Linked DNA regions of Mus musculus: region 1 is linked to region 2. A link is a loop called in an ENCODE intact Hi-C map of the cell type or tissue named here. Cell type or tissue: left cerebral cortex. All regions are shown on one strand.

What was found. Hi-C counts contacts between places; a loop is a spot of excess contacts. Peaks named below come from ENCODE experiments on the same cell type or tissue, not always from the same donor. Only the 100,000 strongest peaks of a DNase experiment are listed, where the experiment ranks them.
Region 1: a loop joins it to region 2, with 4 times the contacts of the local background. A loop is called at or near these places in 4 of 42 quality-filtered maps.

What each region holds. Positions count from the first base shown.
Region 1 is chr3:114,901,092-114,909,091 of GRCm38, forward strand. It overlaps a transcript of Olfm3 not described here. Among named protein-coding and RNA genes, the nearest start is that of Gm23750, 81 kb to the left of the region's middle. In left cerebral cortex, CTCF peaks have their summits at 3,110 and 6,644; DNase peaks (open chromatin) are centred at 3,104, 3,706, 4,007 and 6,714; H3K4me3 peaks cover 2,341 bases; H3K27ac peaks cover 1,383 bases.
Region 2 is chr3:115,100,529-115,108,528 of GRCm38, forward strand. It overlaps Olfm3 (olfactomedin 3), which reads left to right. Exons shown (of 6, transcript NM_153157.3): 4 at 1,276-1,495. Among named protein-coding and RNA genes, the nearest start is that of Olfm3, 24 kb to the left of the region's middle. In left cerebral cortex, a CTCF peak has its summit at 4,496 (motif pointing left); a DNase peak (open chromatin) is centred at 4,482.

The sequences.
Region 1 (8,000 bases), 200 kb before region 2:
TGTGCAGTGGCAAGTTTAGTAGAGCTTTGATTTATTACTGAACTTGATTGTTCGCTACAAATGACTGAGCTTCTCTTAAAGAAATGTGCTGTAAGTATGCTCTGATCATCTGTTTTCATTTGTATTATAATTACCATGCAGTGCTCAGTTTGGATCTCTAGATATCATCAACCTCTCCCATCAGTTCTTCCTGGCAGGCTTTCATACACTTTGTCTTATTAACTCTTTATTACAAATGCTACTCCAGTCCTGCAAAATGCAGAAAATACGTACTTATGGAAATATCTACATAAGAGTCTTACTTCAATTACTGATACTGTGAATCATGAGCTCAAAATATTTTGAGTGGAAAATGTTGTTACAAGAATACCTGTTGATCTTGAAGTTTAAAATTTATATGATGTTCTCATCTTACATTTTCTGTGTGCTTTAAGTACATCTTCCAACATTTAAGCTAGCTAATACTTTCTGTTGTTAGGTTCTTGTTTTTAAACAAAATGATTTTATAAGTTGCTTTAGGAAGAGGAAATATTTCTAAATACATGTTATAAAATTGTTTACCTAGTCTTAAAAGCATGCAACAGAATTACAAGCACTTAAGAATAAATAATAAACAATGAACATTCTGTAAACTGTCCCCATTTGGTAACTTAATTTTTAGTTCCTTAGTCTGATAGAAGTTTTTTTGATTGAGAATACAGATTCTAAATAGTATATATATAAATCACTGAAAAATAATTTCATGCTATGCCATGTTAATAATGAAATTAAAATTGTTTTAAAAAGCAGTTGTAAATAAAAAGCTAACATAAATATGCTTTTGAAAGTTATTGCAAAGTGAGTGAACACAACTCTGCAGTCTCAAGATAATGGTTTTTAATCTTTTTATTATAGAAAACATGTGAAGTTATAAATGTGGTTATTGGGTTGTTATTAAACACTAAACAATTTATCACATTTATTTTATTTTTATTATCTACAACCCACCACTTCATAATGAAAATTTCAAATACAGTTTGCTTTATGTCATCTACACTTTGTAGAAAAACACTAAACAAAGTAGTTATATACAGGCAGACATGATTACTATCATGTTTAAAAATAAATAATATAGTATGAAACATCTGTAGATATTGAATACCAACTGTGGTTTTCACATTGGGAATGGAGTAGTTTTAATGAAAATTTAGAGGACTTTTGTACATAGTATTTGTCTGATGCCTCAACTAATTTCTCTGCTTAATGTAAAAAGATACACAGGTAACTGGTTTGCAAACCTTCATTCTTAACTAAATATTACTTCTTTAAAAACCAATAGAAGCTGTATTGTGGGAGATGTGATTGAAGAGAATAGTTGTTCAAATGGCTGACAAATCTTCCTGCCTCTTCATCTCACTGATTGCATTTACATTGCTTAAGTTTTCCCCCATGTGATCAAATAATCCTTTTTATTAGATATTTTATTTATTTACATTTCTGATATTAACCCCTTTCCTGGTTTCCTCTCTAGAAATCCCCTATCCTATCTCCCCCCACCCCCTTGGCTTCTATGATAGTGTACTGGCTAGTTTTGTGTCAACTTGACACAGCTGGAGTTATCATAGAGAAAGGAGCTTCAGTTGAAGAAATGCCTCCATGAGATCCAACTGTAAGGCATTTTCTCAATTAGTGATCAAGGGGGGAGGTCCCCTTGTGGGTGGTGCCATCTCTGGGCTGGTAATCTTGGTTCTATAAGAGAGCAGGCTGAGCAATCCAGGGGAAGCAAGCCAGTAAAGAACATCCCTCCATGGCTTCTGCATCAGCTCCTGCTTCCTGACCTGCTTGAGTTCCAGTTCTGACTTCCTTTGGTGATGAACAGCAGTAATGTAAGCTGAATAAACCTTTTCCTCCCCAACTTGCTTCTTGGTCATGATGTTTGTGCAGGAATAGAAACCCTGACTAAGACAGATAGTGTTTCCCCACCCACCCATCCACTCCCACCACCGTGCCCTGGCATTCCCCTACATTGGGGCATCGAGCCTTCGCAGGGCCAAAGGCCTCTCCTCCCACTGATGCTCAACAAGGCCATCCTATGCTACATATGAGTCTGGAGCCGTGGTTTCTTCCATGTGTACTCTTTGATTGGTGGTTTAGTCCCTGGGAGCTCAGGATGGGGGGCGGTTCTGGATGGTTAATATTGTTGTTCTTTCTATGGTGTTGCAAACAGTTTTAAACAAGTAGTATAGTATGAGTATAGTCATATATTTCACAATGAGTAGCAGTGTCTTGCTTTTCCTTGCCCATAGATTTCCCCCTCATTCACCTGCATGTGACTCAGCTCTAGGAAAAACAAAAACAAACAAACAAACAAAAAACAAAACAAAAAAAACACCCTCTTTTAGGTTAGTTCAAAGCTTACAAATCATTTACTCTGCCATCTGCTATGCGCCCCTCATGGATATTGTGTTTTCCTCAGATGCAACTACAGATTAGATTGACCTGGAGACTACATATCTGGGTATTTATACGTGGATATGAGGAGATATTTCAGTTGGGGTGACTAATGAAGTATATCTGTACAAAAGGAAAATGCAAAGCCACTTTAATTATTCCTGCAATGTATTTTCAGGTTTGCAGTAGACCCCCTCCCCCAATAAAAGTGCCCATTTCTTAACCCAAAATATTTTCCAGTTAAGTATTTATAAGTAGCCATACACATTTCTAAATAAAAAAATAGAAGTCTATTATTTTTAACATGTGCCTTAAATAGAATAACTACAATGTCAGTTCACTTGAAAACTTTGTCTAAAGCACCAAATTTTAAAACAAGTCCTCTGTCAATGACAGAAGGTTCCAGTGCAGTGCCTGTTTCATAATACCGTGTACAGCTGACTCTCTGCAGCTCAAGTTGCCAGCAAAGGCTGAACTGGAGCGTAAGTCCTTTGGTTAACAAATTCCCTCAAAACACCACCCGCCCCCCAACGTACAAAACCCCAGTAGCTGTAGTGATGTCATATCCGTTGTTCAGGTCTCCACACCTCTCAGCAATCACTCTCTTTATCCTTTTGAGTCAAAACTTTTGAGGTGGGTTGGCTGTCTAACAGAAGGGGAGAAGGTAGACCGGGGCGCACCAGGTGGAGGCGCTTCAGCACCTCGGCCAGCACCCGCGGCAGCCTGTCCCAGCCTTTTGAGCTCCAGGACTCCCCACTCTGAGATGCCTGCGGAATGATCGCCCCCCAGGGCGGCTGCCTCTGCTGCCGCTGCTGCTACTGCCGCTGCCGCCGCCGCCTCTGCCTCTTTCCACTCTTCTCTGACTGGCAGGCAGAAAGTGCAACTGACGTGGGAAAGGTCTCCGCAGTGAGTGAAGTGGCTACATAAAACAGAGTAAAGAGAGGCAAAAACCCACATCAGAATGCAGGCGAGGTCCAGCTTTCTCAACCTCCTTCTTCTGTCTTTACTTGCTGGATTAGATCCTTCCAAGGTAGGGGCAATATTTTGACTCGTTTAAAATAAATGTGCAAAATGTAACGACCTGATCAAGATGCGGGGGGGGATGTCCAAAACGACATGGGGGACTGTTCTTTCAGCGACCCTGTGGTGTCTAATGCATCCACGCTGCTTGGAAGATAACAAGGTGAACTATCAGAGGGCTAGCTTCTTAAGGTAGTGTCCTGGTGTGAGGGGGGAGGGACCAGAGTGAAGATAATGTACATGGGTAGCAGGCAATGCGGTTCTCCGGGGAATTTAGCTTATTCGCTGTCCAGCTGCTTAATGTTCTCTTTTGAAGTAGGACGGGCCATGCAAGGGAGTTTGCAGCAGAAACAATGCAGTTTATAAGCCTGTATTTGTGTTAGATGGTGAGCTGTCTCTTTGTTGAAAGCAGGGAAGCGTTTTCCAGCTGATGCTGGTCAATAATACTCCCATCGCCGATGTGCTGAGGTTTGTGTCCAAAACATAGGGGAGGCAGCTTGTAACCTAGGACAGAACAGCAAAGCTACACTCTGCATTGCCAAGAGACATCGTGAGAGGGACTTTATGTGTCTTTCCTTTTACTGAAAAAAAGATTAGGGAACCCCAAGGAAGTTCTGTGATCTGTGTTAGGAGACAGGAAGTAAGAAGCCTGTTAAACTAAGGAGGGCAATAGAAAGGATGAGTTACGATATAGCTGTGGAACTCTGTAAATTATCCAGCAATGAAAGTGAACGCTCAGCTTATCTGGTACAAAGCAGGGAGCGATGCAACTATGTTTTTAGCGATATGTGAGGAAAGCCTATATGGTCATTTCTGAGAGGCAAGCATTCGAAGAAAAACATAGTTCTCTAGAGTAAGGGATAAGGCAACTGCTAGAATAAGGTACGAAAAGCATTTATGATCTGCATACTTATTTGATGGACAGCAATGTGACATGATTGGGGAAATGATGCTGTATTCTAAAAGTCATCCAATACTGTGTTTTGAATTCTTTAAAATTATTTTATGAATTGACATTGCCTGTGTAATTAATGGAAACAATTAACTATAGCGAAGGTGTAACTAACTGTGATCTATTACTGGTTGTGATATTTCAAAGCCTACCCTAGTATATGATTAAAAAAAAGTATAATGGTATAATATTTTCACAGGCTTTTCATATAATAGGCTTTTCATATTTAATATTTAGAAAGATCTGAGAAAAATAAAACAATTTTATTCTAAACCTATAGTAGTCTTGACACTGACATTTTGAAAGCTTCAAACAGTGTGTGAGAGCCATGTTAACAAGCATAATGGTATATACTAAGGTATAGCTATTAAGCATTTTACACCAGATAAAACATCATTGTTTTGTTTATATATTATTTACTTTTCCCTTTATGTCCCTGCCCTCATAGTAGCATAATCCATTCTGCTTCTCATCTATCTAATTTAGAATATCTTATAAAATATACATCAAAAAACACAATTAACAAATTAGTACAGAATAAATTCTTGGACTTAAAATGGGCTATGGCTTTCTATGAGAATTTGAAACTGTGGGCTCTTAATGACAGCTGTATGATTGATTGGATAAGTCTGGGATCTTTAGTGTATAAATACAATCATTGTTTGCAGTTACTTCATAATATCTTATTACATATAGACTTGATTTCCCCAAATAAGCATTTCTGCTTTGGTTAATTTGATCTTTGTTAATTTTTATGACATATGATTATTCAGTGGTTTAAAACTTTCCAACTAGGTCAGTCTGAACTCTGAATGCCTGGTAGCACTGAGATGAGAAATCCGGGGGAGAAGAGAAACCTATCCACTTTTCAAACTGTGCTCAGTTTAAGATGTTTCAAAAGAGTATTAAAAGGCCATATCATGGCATTTTGTTCCATATTATATGAAATAACAGATAATATTAAAAACTTAATACTAAGTAATTTAATTTCCAAATGTTTTGGATTTGTCGAAAAAATATCATTTTTGTGAGAGCAAATAGAGCCCAATATTATGTTTCGCCAAACTATTTTTATTTAACAAGCTGTTAAACAAAATTAAATAAATCAAATAAAACATTCAAGTAGTAGCACTGGGTTGTCAAAATAATCGTCACCTCGTCTATGAACTTTATATGTCCTCAACTTTAATTTAGTTCTGACTAGGTTAAAAGTTTAGGGTTTTAAAGATCATGATTGTTGTAAAATTTACATGTGATGAAATTAAAATTTAGCAAGATAGTACCTCAGATGACTGCACTTTGGGGGGGTGCACCAACATTTCTTAAGAAATACCATTAAAATAACTAGAAATTCTAACCATATGCTGCTTGTATGTTGGAATAATACTATGCCAGCATACAATTAAAAAAAAACAAACTTATTTTTTGTGATTCTCTACCATCATGTACTCTGTGTTTACTAAAAATATCAAAATAATTATATATGGATGCAGGTAAAATGATACAATAGGAGATCTCTTGAAATTTGAAAATATTTTAAGGTATAAGTTTCTACCTACATCATCTAGCTCCATTCTACATCTCTCTGTGTTGTTTAACTTTTTAATAAATGATAATTTGCTATCACTAGGACCAATTCTGCCAACTCAACTATAAAAGACTATATATATGTGTGTGTGCGTGTGCGTGTGCGTGTGCGTGTGCGCGCGCGCGCGCGCGCGCGCGCGTGTGTGTGTGTGTGTGTGTGTGTGTGTGTGTGTGTGTGTGTGTGTGTATACCTGCTTTATGGATCCCCTGCCTTGTGATTGGAGTGTACTCCACATTTTGCATATACTAAATTTTGTTCTTCTCATCTAATGCACTACAGAATTGGAAAAATTAGCATTTCCTAGCCAAAGGGAGGCAATTTGCCACTAATTAGTTATTTGTATTTTTATATAAAAATATTGATTTTTCCTCCGTAAATGTATGCGAATTATATTTTCTTAATTAAAGTCTAATTAATAAGGTTCCAGATCCTTCTAGAAAAGCATAAACTCAAGAGCATATGTCATTACCTATTTTAAGAGGGGGCAATCAGTTCCATTGTAATAGAATTTCTAAATTATGGGGGATATCCATCATCCCCAACACACTAGTAAAATGTTAAACCTGAAACCTGTACAAGATTGCTTAATTTTCCCTTTCATGACAAAGGAGTGTATCTGAATAGGAAGTTCCTGACAGTGACTGCTAGATGGCTCTCTGTGCTTTTAAACTGAAGGCAGTGAGTTCAGTAATGACCTTGATAGGAGAGTGGGCTTCTTCACTCCTTTAGAAAAAAAGAAAATTAAACAGATCATTATTTGAACATTATAGCAAAACACAATACCCATGAATTTGAACCATAGAATGTTCTCCTCTGCAGTGCTGAAACATGATGATAGGATATGGTAAATATGTCAGAATAGGCTTCAAACAGAGCATTTATACTGAATCCCCACTTGGTGAACACTTCAAGCAGGTAACATGAGCTACATATTGTTGAGTTGGCTGGACTTCACAAAAAATATGTATTATATTATAAATATTTTGTAAAATGTACTTGCTAAGGGAATATTGCTTGAATTGAGGATGCATACAATCTTATCACTAAAACTAATAATGTTTTGAACTTAGCACCATGAAGCTAGTTCACGTCACAAACAGCAACTGTAACTATGATTCAGCAGTTATCATAGTACCAAACAGGCTTGCTCTATCCAAGACAGCAAAGCAATCAGGACTCTTACTCTAAACAATAAAATTCTGTGGAAGTCATATGAGTATAATGAGAACTAAGGAATTTTCAATAGTTCTATTGCTTAATGTTTCAAAGTGTCTATTCAAAATGATCAGCCTACATTAGAACAGAAGACATACTGATGGCGTTCGGCAAGACTATACAGTTACACACAAGAAACCATAATATTATAACTATCTAGAATTCAAGGTAACCCATCTATATTTTGAAAGAGCAATTCCCACTCTCACTTTGTCTAAGTCTTCTGTAACCTAATTGAACTTTCACTTTGGAAAAATAAATACTATTTCTTACTCTTCTTTCAGGAAAGTTGAAAAGGTTAAAATGGCGCAGATCACCTTAATTTTTTTCTCTTAAAAAGTTATTTCTTGTATCTTTCCAACTGGTTATTGTGTGTTCACTGCTCACTGTCAGAGGGAAGCACACACATTCTATTCCTTACTTTTCTCTTGATAATATGTGTATATCTTCATGACATTGTGGCGAAACATGATATGAAGACTCCTAATATGAAACTAGGAGCCAAGATATTCTTTTGTTTGTTCATGTATAGATACTTCTTCATATGGATATTGGCAGATACGCAAGGAGTGTTGCAATCATGCATTTGTCTGTGCCTCTGTGGTGATCAGAGGTTAATGTAGGGTATTTTCCTTGGTCATGCTTCACATGTTTTCTACTTAGGCATGGTTTTTTCACTGAACTCAGAGCTTGCTCATATGATTCAGATAGCTAGCCAGTTTGCCCAAGAAATTCTGTTTCTCCTGCCAGAGTGTGCTGAGGTTGCTGGCACCCAGGCGGTCCATCACATGAACA
Region 2 (8,000 bases):
AGTCTCCCCACCAGAAACACAAGCCCATTAATCAGGGGAGCGATGGGAGCTTCTGCTACTCGAATGTATTTATAGTAATAACATTTTCTAAGTGTAATTTAAAAATGCAATTTTCAGCTCCTTAAATAATTATACAGTATGGCTTCTGACAGAGCCTATGGGTTATTCTCAAAGGATCATTCTTTGGAACTCTTTCAACAGATTATATCATCTGCAATAAATTCACAGTTAACTCAAGCTCTTGCAATACTTTTGTTGTTCATATCTACCAAGTTAAAGGGAAAGAAGTATGCATGACAAGTGCAGAAGTTGGAGCTAGAAGTGCAGGTTGTGTCCCAGGCTTGTGATGACGAGGAATGGGGTACACTGACAACATACATTGCTCGGTCCCTTGACAAAAATCAGTGTTTTAATGTTGAACAGCTCTGTGCAAGTGGCCCAAATGTTATGTAAGTTATGCAACTTGTTCTATTAAGGAGTTAATTCACTACATGGTGGGTAAGTAACTCTGCTTTCTGCAATGGCATCTTAATTATCTATACTAGAAGACAAATGGACACTTAGTCTAGTTAATAATTCAAAATTGAAACAGCAGCATACATCTCGTCAACTTTTGTGAAGCTTTGTATGATTTATCATGCAGTTGAACTTACCTTCCTAATAAGTTGTCCTAAGGTGACTATTCCAAAGGACAGAGAACACCTGAGCACAAATGAAAGACAAAAACAAACACCAAAAACACCAACAACTGTCCCTAGAAACAAGGAGTCAAGGAAAAAGTTGATCTAGAATTGAGAATTTTCCTTTAGATAGTTCTATGGTGGAGGTATTCAGTTGTGGAATAATTAATTTTCTCTAATGAATAAGATCTTTTATTTTTTTCCAGTATTGTTATTCAATACATCATTAGAAAATGGGATCATGTCTCAGTTTCAAAATGAGATGATGTATTATTCAGGTTATAAAATACTGGCAGAAAGTAAGATAATCCAAAAGACCATAATTGCTAACTATGGTAAAGATCAATTTATTTTATAGCAATTTATGTAATCTCTCAAAAAAGAGGTTGCTGTGTTGACAAGCTGAGATAGGAAAATTTATTACCAAGAGTCTTGTGGCCACTTACATTACCAAAGCCTATCTGATGTTACCCAAAATATAAATGAAGAATTTTGAAGCTGTTTTAATAAGCTCCTTTTCATGTCTTAATTCAAAGAACATAGCTGCCTTTTGTGTTTTGAATGACTCTTGGAAACACTCTATTGCTTTCTCCAGGAGTTGAAAGAGAAAATGGATGAGCTACTGCCCCTGATCCCAGTGTTGGAGCAGTACAAAACCGATGCAAAGCTCATCACACAGTTCAAGGAAGAAATTCGGAACCTGTCTTCAGTCCTCACTGGGATTCAGGAGGAAATTGGTGCCTATGACTATGAAGAACTTCATCAACGGGTCCTCAGCTTAGAGACCAGGCTTCGTGACTGCATGAAAAAGCTAAGTGAGTAGAGTTCTTTCATTGGCTTAAGTCATGACCTTCAGTTTCCATAGAGGCTATATTCTTAGAAAGAAAGAAGTTAGGGTAAAGGACCTAGTTATAGAGAGTCAGGCCTGAATTACAGGGCCAAGTGTCTCTTAGTCACGTGAGCATGGCTGAGAACTTTTGTTTAAGTTTCTGCCATCTCAACTCTCTGTGGCTTCCGATACTAGTGCTGTGGCTATAGGCAAGTGTGTTAGCTACAGAACTGGGTGGAGTTTGCCTTTTTCTAAATATGATACAGCCAGCCTTGTTTGGCTGGCAGAGAAAAAGCTTTCTTCTATTTGTTGTTGTTGTTGTGTTTTGGTTTTCTGTTTGTTTGTTTGTTTGGTTGGTTGGTTGGTTGTTTTAGTTTTTTAGATGTTTGTTTGTTTGTTTGTTTAGTAAATTAAATGACCAGGACTCAAACTAAAAGGCAATGTTCTCAGAAATAAATAAAATCTTTTCTGGAATAATTAAAAGATAAGAAGCATAATATACTTAAAATTATTATTTGCAGCAAACCAGGCTTCAGTGGATAAGTGCAAAAGTTTAAAATAAAACATGTGCGGTTACAAAAAAAATTTGGACACCATTTAAAATGTAACTCGGACGATTAAAAATAAGCCAAATATAAAATATTGCTTTAAATGAGTTACCACAACCACCAAAATACAGAACCAATTATGTGAGGAATTCCCACATCAGAGGCTCCACTATAATCATCTCAATTATCCCATAGGAATCACAAAAAATTAATTAAAGGAAATAGGGTGAATAGGAAGGTTTCATGAATGCATAGAAATTTTCAGCTCTTCTGTAACTGAAAAATATTTCTTTTCATGCTACATATTTTGATCCTAATTTTCTCTCTCCCAACTCTTCCTAATCCTCTTTATCTCCCTGTATCAAATTCAGGGTGTTGTGCTGGTTGAATTTAGTACTCTAACACATGTACTTCAGCAATCATATATAACTAACTAACATATCAGACTAAACATATCAAATAATAACATCATTATTCATCTTTCTTATTTAACAAGGTATTTGCTGTTTGCTTTAGCTGAGATGTACCTGTAAACACTGAATCAGGAGCAGTACCTTAGTATCTGTGAGGAACCGTCTCCAGAGCCCTCACAAATACCCAGGTTTACAATTGTGAAATCTTTTTTATATAGAATAGTATATAGCTTATGCATTCCTTCCCATATGCTTTCTGTAATTCCTAGATTCTTTCTAAACCCAATGGTGTCTAAATTTAATATAAACATGGATTAGGTAAAAATGACAAGAAAATTAGTCTATACATGCTTTCTACAGATGAAATTGTTTTCCAAATACTTTTCTTTCCTGCTTGTTTAAGTTGAAGATGTGAAACTCATGAAAATAAGGAGCAGACTGCAATTCTACTCCTTCACAAACTCTTTCCAATGTCAGAAGTCATTCTCTCCTTGATACTCAGTATAGAGACCAATTTTACAGAAAAAAATAATAATCTGACTTTTTGTCTGAAAAAAAAAAAATCCGATTCTGTTCTTTCTGTCACTTAAGTGGATTAGCCACTTAGTGAACATCTCTAAACAGAGAAATTTCAAACAGAAAAATCTACACAATACAGGGAAGGTAAGTTTAGATGATTGATGATATATGGATGATAGATATTATAGATATGCAGATAGATAAGTGACAGATAGATCACAGAGAGAGAGATAAAGATATAGATATATGGTAAAAGCATATGCATGGGTACATAATAGATAGATGGATATATATGTGTGGACAGAGAGAAACAGAACATGTGAAAGATAATTTTAAATATCATTTGCTATGTAATGACTGTGTTTTAATATTGCACAAGAATAATTTATTGCCATTGTGTTTCATGATGTGTACTTAATGAAAATAAAACATGAATTCTGCCATGTGATTTTTCTTTTCTTTTCTTTTAAACTTATTTATTTATTAGGTTGGATTTCTTATATAGTCTTGCTATGTAGCCCAGTCTGGTTTTAAGTTTCCATGCAGTTCAGGCTGGGCATAAGTTTGCAATGATCTTCTTGCCTCGTTCTAAGTATACACACACACAAACATATACACACATACACACACACACCAACAAAACAAACAAAATAGACAAACAAAAACATCAAATCATAGGATATCAGGAGGGAATGAAAACAATAATTAATTAACAATGTGTCCATTAACACAAAGGATAGAGAGTGAATATAATGAGTTCAATATGCCAATGGATCTAAAATCAGCTTACTATAATGCTCAGACACAGAGAGGGGGAGGGGGAGCCAGCAGTGTAGTATAACAGGCAAGAATATTCACTTCATCAATAGCATCTTTCCTCTTCACAAAAGCCACTCAACATACAGCTGGTTAGCAGAGGATAGAAATGAACTAGGCATTCAGAATAAAATTTCAACAATTGTGAATACATTTCCCTCAATTTTCTACCCCCAGAGGAGTTTGTTTGAAATTAAATGTCATGCGTACATCACATAAATCTGAAGACTAAAATCTACACCATCCTCATTTCAATCAAGGATCCACCCAATCAGTAAACAAGGCCCACAGGGAATTACAAGTCCTACAGGCTACAAAGGCACTATTCAGTTTATTTCTACAAAAGAATTAAAGGTTTAGAGAGAATAGAAATTAGACAAATGCTTCCACAGCGATACACCCTCTTGTCCTAGTGAAGTACAATGATATATATTTTTTTCTGAAGGATTTCACTCTTTCCTTCAAGGGACTGAATAGAATAAAGTCCCCTGTGCTTAATTAAATCATATCAGATTTCTCGACACACAGAATATAATTGTATGCATGTGAGAATATGCCCGAGCAAGCGTGGTTAAAAGTCTTACACACCCCTTGAGATCACCAAGAGATATTTAATGGAGATTATAACCAGGCTTTTCAGCCTGCCAGGCCCCCATCCCAAACCATTCCCTTGTGATGTTTTTACTTTAGGGCATGATTTGGTGCCCTCTAGTGAAAGAAGGGATCGATCCTTTTACTAAAGGAGCCATTTAAGGTCAAGGTGTCGATCTCTTACTATGCTATATATGGAGAGTTGTTTTTTACAATGGAAAACAATTTTTCTAAGTGCTAGTAGCCATGTTTATATACTCAGAAGATATTTTTGACTCCAAGATATGTGCTAGCCCTTTATAAGAAACTATCTCTCTGTGTAAACCAGCTCATCTGTAAGCAAGCACATAAGTAGGAGGTTGCAGCAAGACAGAGTACATACTGCTTTGACAAGTAGTATGCCAGATGTTTAATACATTTGTTTTAATCTCTGAAAGAACTCCGGGTTAGGCATTAGTATTGGTGATTTAATTAAAACGTGGACAAATTCATAAACTTCTATAGACTATAAGGTTTATAACAAGTCCACGTCTGTCTTAATTGAAAATTAGATATTGTTCCCACACATGACATCTTTTGTTGTGGTATATCCAGTCTTGGATATACACACAACATATCTCCAACACATTTGGAAAAATCAGTTTCTGCAAAGGTTTGAAGAGAGGATTTTATCATTAAAATAATTTATTTTTAACTCATATGACAATATGGTGTGTGTACATGTGGTGTGTGTGTGTGTGTGTGTCTATCACAACTCAGAGAGCATTTGAGGAAAGACAAATTATAAAAGCACTATGCTAGTTCTCACCTGTTTTTATATTGCATTATTATTAACTTTTTCTCTTTCCACAATGGGAATTTCAGTATCTCACTGTAAAATACCTAATAGTTTGTTCTATGTAACATTTAAAGGGAAAGACAGCAAAAATCTCAAGAGACTGGGGAAATTTTTAAAAAGTTAAGCTCTAGCTCACTGTGGTAGAAAAGTAAGATTTTAATCAGAAATCTAACATAGAAAAATTTGAGAATATGTCTCTAGATACAGTTGAAATACACCCCAAAAAGTCGTTTGAAATAATTTGCCAGAATCTGTCATATACACCCAAAAATATCCTCATGCCATGCACATGAGATTGATTCTTCCTGAGCTTTTGAACTGAAATAATTTTAGCCAAGGTTTTTAGTAATCAATAAACTTTACTATAAATTGATTATCATTAATCTTTCATATATTTATATACTCTTGTGACTATACTTAAATCACACAACATATATTCCCAGGAGAAAGTACAAATCTCTACATTATCATCGATTTCATTACACTACTGTCTATTCAGTTTTAGGTTTAAATATATTTTTACTTTAAGATATATTTCTAACTGAATTTATATTTGAAAGGTAAATGTATGAGTTAGAGTACTTCCTTAACTAAGAAGGTAAAAGTGTATTTTCTGAGAAAAGTTGAGTTATTATACACACACTTACTTGTTCTTATCCCCAGTGGAAGATCATTATAGCTAGCCCAATCCTTAGCAGCATAATCAGCAAGTCTGGGTACAAAGATCAAATTTAAATGATATAAGTATACATAATAGGTCTCCCAAAGTATGGCTGAAATAAACTTCCTATAAGAATTATAACAGACTGTAAAATTAAATCATGTGTATTTCTTACTACATGAGTTCCCCCATAGCCTTTAAGAAGAAAGAAATAATTTTCTGTCCATAGAAATAGTCCCTGCTCTAAGTTATATGTGTGGGTTTGGCCTAAAGATCCAAAGCTAGAAGCTCTTAGACTAAACTATAGTAAAGCACATTCATATGCTAAAGAAAAAGAAAAGAGAACACGTCAATGATCTAAACAAATTCCTCAGGCTGCGTCCTAAATTGTATCTTTTCCTCAAAGGGTGATAGGTGATAACTGAAATAGCTGCGTCCTAAATTGTATCTTTTCCTCAAAGGGTGATAGGTGATAACTGAAATAGAAAATGAATGCACAAAACTCATCAGAGAAATAAAATGACCACTTTTCTTAATAACTTATTCTATATTTTTTCTGCACATATAGAATATTGTCCATGCTGACATTTCCATAGGTCTCACTATAGACGGGGCGGGGGGTGGGGGGACGGGTGGTGGCAGGGGAAATCAATGAAGCAAGACTCCACCTCCTTCTGTCTTCATCCACCTTTATGTGAACATTTGTCTTCCAGGCACTTTGGGGAAATTATCTTTCCTGACTGGCTTCACTTGTTCTCTAGAAAGTGAGAGTAAAGACAATGATTCATTTGAACAAAAGCTAGCTTGGGAAAGTCATGGAACAAAAATCACTTATTGTTCTGTTTCACTTTTTTCAATGTTCCTTTAGACTGTGAAGATGCCTATATTTTTTTCATATGAAAGCCCATAAAATTATGACTGGGAAAGTAGCCAGTTTCATAAATTCCTGCAGATTTAATTCTACTGACTTTGACAAGATAAATTTCAGCCTCAGAAATCAATGACTTCGATTTCAAAGGAAGTTTCTCTTGGGAAGTAATCAACACTGAGAGATTGTCCAGTGTTGTTTGCTTCCAGGGGATGCCCACCTGAAAGTAACAGTATAGTGATGACTGCCACACGGCCACAGTGGAGACTTGTTATCTATCTACCTGTCTATCTGTCTATCTATCTATCTATCTATCTATCTATCTATCTATCTATCTATCTATCTATCTAATCTATTGATCTATCTATCTATCTATCTACCTACTATCTATCTATCTATCTATCTATCTATCTATCTATCTATCTATCTATCTATCTATCTATCTACCTGTCTATCTACCTATCTACCTGTCTATCTGTCTGTCTCTCTGTCTATCTATCTATCTATCTATCTATCTATCTATCTATCTATCTATCTATCTATCTATCTATCTACCTGTCTATCTATCTATCTATCTATCTATCTATCTATCTATCTATCTATCTATCTATCTATCTATCTATCTACTGGTTGGGTGGGCCATGACTACAGACAACACTTTGTCCCCCTTGGCATACAAAAGCTTCTTGGCCTTGACCGGGAATCAATTCAATGCACACTTAGCAGGAAAAACAAAACAAAACAAAACAAAATCACGTCAGACTTTAGACAGTCCTCTCCCGAAAGTGCATTATCGAATTGTATAATGATTCTAGAATGTGACATGTATGGGAAACCAGACTTGATACTGGATACCTTAGCACACCTAAGTACACAGGAAGAATTTTTGTTTCTGTGCCTCATTTTAATTTATACACGTACATATTAAAGGGTAAGTGGAGGCATGGTTACTTACAGATACTAAGTAAATTCAATTATTATCTACTTGTGGATTTTATTTACCTCATTTCAATTTTTAACAACTTTCATTGTTCCCTCTCTACCACATGATTCCTAGATATATACTTGTCTTTAGTAAATGACAGGAGAGACATAATTTCAATGAGCACATGCCTTCCTGCCCCGCCCCATCCCTCCTTATTTTTCCTAAAAAAAGACACGCCTGTTGCTGCCATTTGGTTTATCATTTTTCTTAAATCAACTCTCATTCAAATTATGATTTGTCAATTTCTACATA